2 separate regions of the Homo sapiens genome follow, and region 2 is linked to region 1. Evidence: chromatin loops called from intact Hi-C (ENCODE). Cell type or tissue: CD14-positive monocyte. All regions are shown on one strand. Links, peaks and the distances in the headings refer to the core of each region. The heading gives the core; the rest is flanking DNA. Region 1 overlaps PRSS23 (serine protease 23). Region 2 has its middle 4.0 kb from the start of ME3.

Region 1 (2,916 bases), core at 233-2,732:
TTTTCTTTCTTAAGATAAGCTGAAGTAAAACTTGGCTTACCATGTGCTCAATGTAAGTCACATTAACATTCCCCACATTACTCAAAGGGAGGAGAGAATGGTGCGTTGAAGCCCAAGATACAGCCATGTGGGAGATATATGACTCCTCCTAGTCCCTGTCACATTTGGCAGGGATTCTGGTGTGAGTGGGGCATTTAGTCACCTAGACAGCAACTTATATAGAGAAAAGGCTGCTCAAGTCCTCGATAAGCCCAAGGGATGACTCCTTAGCCAGTAGGTGGGAATAATCAGAACCATGCCCCACAGATCTCCTAAAGGGTTGTCATCACCACACCCATTTCACTGCCAAGTTCTCCATTGGAGAGGAGGACTCAGCTAGCATTGGCATCCCCTTCCTAGTCCACTTAAAACCTTTAGTCTTGGCAATATTCCCAACAAGCACATACAAACACGTGTGTGCACATATGCGGGCACCCCATGTTTTCAAGGATTTAAAGAAATAATTAAATGTATTTCCTTCCTACAAAAGGGCTCAGGGACCCTTCCTATTTGGAAAGATGGAGACAAGTAGAATTTCAAGGAATTAGGGAGTCCCAAGGAACTGGCTTTTCCAGGACCTTATTTCTTTCTTTTCCTATCCCTATTCTCCCTGACTGAAGTGGAAGCCAAGAGAAAAAGTCAAGCAAAAAGGTCCCAGAGGTGGGTGGGGCACACACATATGTTAGAAACACAGTGTGGATATTGGGAATGAGAATGGGCATGCTCAGCTATACTACATCAGATCATTGGGATTTTCTACTTTTATATAAAAGGGAGCAAAAGGCACCCAAAGTTGCCAGTAGATCTGTACTTTCAAACAGGAAGAGAATGAGAATAACAAAACAGTTTCTTCCTAACTTCTGCTGTGTTCCCAGAGCCTCTTGAGACCCACCCCTTCCGGGTCCTTGTTTTTGGATGCTTGGTTGTGAATGAGTTACCCTACCTGCTGAGTCAGCTTCTATTGAACCAGAAGAGTCAGAGCCACTGAGAGCCAACTGATGCTTAAACATTTATGAAAGCACTTTCAGTATTCCTCGTTGTTGTTTTTCTTGTGGGATGATTGATCTGGGCATTTAAACATACCTTGCAGTATAAAATCCAAACTTCTTTGTTTAGTACACATAGCACTTCACAATCTAGCTCTTGCCTGCTGCCTCCACCACTTCCTCTACTCCACCCTTGCTGAGCTAAGTGTGATTCCCCAAATTACTCACATGGTTGCATGTTGCTGTGCCCTTGCACAGACTCTTGTTTCCCTTCCCTAAGTATCCCCTTCTCTCTGTCTTATGTTATCAGACTTCTTTTCTACTTCAGCACCCATCTGAAACATCAGGTGATGCCTGGAAAATTTCTAGGCAATTTGTTCATTTAGAGGGTAAATTTAAATTACATAGCTTACTGAATGACCGAAGCATCAAGGAGGGACAGCTCCACGGTGTCACCTTTACTAGGACTCCTATTGCTTCTAAATGGTGGGTACATTTGAAAAGAACGGGTGCATTTGCCAAATAATACATTTGGTCCTCTATATTGAGAGGTTGGAGCGAGGCTGTGGCATACTATTTCTCAAGCATCACTTCTCCTAGAAGGCCTCTCTTGTTCTTACTCCCACAATTGGCCTCAAGCTGTTTCTCTGAGCTACCGCATCATCCATGTACATCATTGTCATTAGCGTCAGCATGCAACATTCATTCACTTTTCCATTAATACAAGCATCCATTTAACAAATCTTTGTCGAGTGCTAGCACAGGCCCAAATTTAAGAGATTTAGTTGGTAATACAGATATAAACAACTGAAAAAGTAACCAATGGTAACAGTTCATAGTGTTATAGCTGATGCAATATTAGAGCTTTAGATATTGACAAAGATCCTGGTAGTGTACAACATAATCCAAAGGAAGAAGGAATATTTTATTAGAAGCCTAGCCACTCTGGAACTCAATATATATAATAGTAAAGGTTGTTGTAAATTCAAAGCAAAAAACAAAACAAAACAAAAAATCTCATACCCTTTCTCGAGTGCACCATCATTTAAAAACCACAGGAGTGGTGGTAATTGTGACACTGTGGAGCTGTCCTTCTTTGATGTCTCAGTCACTCAGTAAGCCATGTAATTTAAATTGACCCTCTGAGTGACCAAGTTGCTCTGAAAATTTTCCAAGTACATGTTACAATGAGAATGAGAGAAGGAGGAGGGAAAGGCGGGGACATCATGAAGGTAGAAGAGGAGGAGGTTTAGAATCAAGCACAAAGAGGGCTCAAAATTACGTGGAAATTGGGGCTGGTCAGTCAGTTAGCCAGGGGACTAATGACTTTATGCCTGCTACTCTGCAGTCTACCATCATTAGGGACATCTTAAACATAGAAAGGAAGGAACACCCAATTTCACTTCAGGCACCCAGCCACAGGAACTTTCCTAAGGTTGAGCCTTTGCGTTGAAAGTGAGACCGTTATCTAAGGATTCCTCTCCACACCCTGATTCCTGAGGAGTGTTCAAAGACTCAGAAACAATGACAGGCCTGCTGCTGAGCTTTGCTGTCTGCAGTAAATGAACGTTCAGCCCTTGCCCTCCTGACCTGCTTGTCTTTGTTTCTACAGAACAGTGCTCGGCATGGCAGGGATTCCAGGGCTCCTCTTCCTTCTCTTCTTTCTGCTCTGTGCTGTTGGGCAAGTGAGCCCTTACAGTGCCCCCTGGAAACCCACTTGGCCTGCATACCGCCTCCCTGTCGTCTTGCCCCAGTCTACCCTCAATTTAGCCAAGCCAGACTTTGGAGCCGAAGCCAAATTAGAAGTATCTTCTTCATGTGGACCCCAGTGTCATAAGGGAACTCCACTGCCCACTTACGAAGAGGCCAAGCAATATCTGTCTTATGAAAC
Region 2 (2,916 bases), core at 126-2,625, 130 kb before region 1:
TAGTGGGTGATCAGAAACTGTGAGCTGTTTTTATTGGCACGTGTGGTTTCCATTTCTGCTTTTGTGGCAACTTCCTTACTTTTAGAGCTGAATATAGGATTTCAGAGACCAGGTTCAGAACCATGGAAACATTACAGATCTTCTTCCAACTCCATACAACTCTGACTTCCTTAGCCAGCCAGGAAGTTGGCTTGTGATCTGGTGATCTGGTCCAGCACTATATAGAACTAATGGGTCTCCATAATTTGTCTTGGCCCCTCTCCTTTCATATCCCATTTACTGACTTCTGCCATCATTGTAATGATGCTTCTTGGGATGGCAGAGAAGGAATCTCATTCCATCTCCTCCAGCCAACAGTTCCATATTCCAGGTATAGTTAATACTTTTGCTTTTCCATTTTGATTACAGAGATTTAAATATCTACCTGTTTCCCTACTAGATTGTGAATTCCTTGATGACTACAACCACCATTTATAATTCTTTGCATCTCTATACCTGGGAAAGTGCCTGGCACTTAGAATTAACTCAGTTTCTTGAATTAAATATAATTGTGGTTCAAATTTGTGCATAACCTTCCAAGGAGTGGAATTAATTGAAACTAAATTTGGTACATTGTTAAAAGGGCACAAAATGGCTTCAAGTCAGATTTTTAACTCAGTCAGCTATCTTAAAACAAGATCTCTTATCTTCTGAAAGCAGATGTTAATGACCTTACACATGGATTTTAAAAAGGAGGTGAATATAAAATTCATTATTTTTCAGTTAATCCCATTGCTTCACAAACTTATTCGTAATATTCTGCACAACATTTAATGTTCATGATTGCCCCAAAGAACTCTTTAAATTCATATTGCTGCTAGTAATATTTGTAAGCACTTCAACTCTATCATTATTATTATTATTTGCAGCAAAGGAGAATTATGGGGATCATTTATTTCTTCCTGGTCTGCATACTCATCACTCTGCTTATGTGCCCTGAACTCTGGGCCTTTGCTCAGCAGTTTCCTCTGCTTCCAGCATCTGCCAGTTGAAGCCCTGTCTGTCCTTTACAATTCTACTCAAACACTACCTCCTCCAATGAGCCTTCCGAGAGTGCCAACCAGCAGCTTACCCTCCCTCCCTGATGCCCACAAACTCTGCTATTTTTATCTCTCCTATTCACTTTTATTGCACTTTTGAAAATCTCTCCTATTGTGCAAAGAGGCTCATAAAAGTGAACACCTTTAAATCCAGATAGTCTGGACTCTCTACCAGTGAGTGACTTTGAGCATTTTATGTGACCTCTTTAAGCCTCACCATCCTCATGGATAAAACTGAGATCCTAACATCACTTCTCACGTTGTTTTTTGCTGGATTTATTTATTTATTTAAAATGCATTATAGCATACACTTACCACCTACGTGCCAGGTGCTGTTCTAAGCACTTTATAAATGCTAAGTCATTTAGCCTCACGAGCTATCATGCCATTTTGCTCAGCTCCAGATCTAGCTTTTTCTACTCTGGCTTATGGCTGAAGCTTGGGCCCTATAAACCCATTCTTTGGCAGCAGGGTTCTTGTTCATTTCTGCCAATAGGGGGCACTAAAGGGAGACTGAGGGCTGGAGAGGGGAAATGTTCTCCTTTCTGTTTGCTCGCTGTTGGTTCCCTGCAGCATCCGCCCAGCAACAGCCATTTACCCGGCATCAGCCATTGGGCCCAGCCTCCAGCCCCTTTTCACAGCCTAGAATCAGGCTTCCCAGGCTTCCGCAGACTTAGCAGCAAGTCTTTTTCACCTCAGGTCCAGCTTCTGATGGTGCAACCACTTCCCTTTGTTCCTCCAACCCTGGAGATGAAACCTGCATGCTCCGGTTACCATCTGTGATTGCCTCAGCACTCCTTTTCTTCTCATCCAGCCCTGCAGCACCTGGGAAACCAGTTCTTTATATTAACTTCCTGTTGTTGAGATATACTTTGTGTGGTTCTGTCTCCTCAACTGGACCCATCTGTTATAGATTGGTACCATTATTATCCTCATTTTACACATAAACAAAATCCAGGAAAATTAAATAACTCACCTGAAGTGGGCTGGGATTTAAACCCAGGCTCAGGTGCCATGGTGGTCCCAGGACACTAAGGGCTCGTGTTTGGTCAGGCCTGCTGCATGGCCAGCACTCAATGAACAGTGGTTCTCTGATCTCCAATCGTCATCCTCATCACCACTCTTCAACCTTTCATCCTACCCAACACCTAGGACAGGGTGTGTGCAATCAATGCCTACTGAATTGAGTCTGATTACCTAAATATGGGAGGACTGTGGCATAGAAGGGGCTTGAGTTAAAAAAGGGCATGGGGGAGCCAATGGGGCCACGAAGCTTCTGCATCCTGTCCTTCTGACTCTTCCTTTGGAGTTGTTTCCAAGGTAACTGATTCTCCCTCTCTTCTTGACCTGCTCCCTACCTCCCTGCCACGCTTTCCCTGTCCTACACTTTGGCTTGTTGACTTCTGTTTTTCTATTAAGTAGGAATAAACAGTTCTCTGACATTCTGAGAATATCAAAAGCAAAAATAAAGGGGCCATTTTGTTGGGTAGCAGAAAACACGTTTCTTATTTCTCTGTTGCATTACATCCTATTTCTCTATTCTTCTGTTGCATTGTCATAACTTTTAATACCCAATTTTAACAAGAAAACATCTTTTAAATAACCACATTCCTAAGAGAGGTGGTCCACGGAGTTCAGTTACCCCTGCAGAGTGTTATCACAAAATCACCTTGAAATGTTTGTTTATAAACTATTTCAAGTAGTGGTTGCACCAAACATAATTGCTTCCAGAGAGAAGGACACAATAGACTGCATTACTCCTCAGAACCCCTGGCTGATTCTCATTTAGTCTGAAGCTAACTCTTAAGGCCCACTTATGTTCCTAGCCTGGCCAGCT

Evidence for each region. A loop is a pair of places that touch in the nucleus more often than their neighbours do. Peaks named below come from ENCODE experiments on the same cell type or tissue, not always from the same donor. Only the 100,000 strongest peaks of a DNase experiment are listed, where the experiment ranks them.
Region 2: it touches region 1 in a loop (2.0-fold over the local background); 56 of 110 quality-filtered maps call a loop at or near these places.

What each region holds. Positions count from the first base shown.
Region 1 is chr11:86,804,994-86,807,909 of GRCh38, forward strand. PRSS23 (serine protease 23) reads left to right here. Exons shown (of 2, transcript NM_007173.6): 2 at 2,638-2,916. The coding sequence starts at 2,651. Among named protein-coding and RNA genes, the nearest start is that of PRSS23, 5.9 kb to the left of the region's middle. In CD14-positive monocyte, for the core only: no CTCF peak of the experiment used is centred there; a DNase peak (open chromatin) is centred at 1,228.
Region 2 is chr11:86,675,112-86,678,027 of GRCh38, forward strand. No RefSeq gene overlaps it. Among named protein-coding and RNA genes, the nearest start is that of ME3, 4.0 kb to the left of the region's middle. RefSeq lists a silencer at 1-170. In CD14-positive monocyte, for the core only: a CTCF peak has its summit at 1,573 (motif pointing right); no DNase peak of the experiment used is centred there.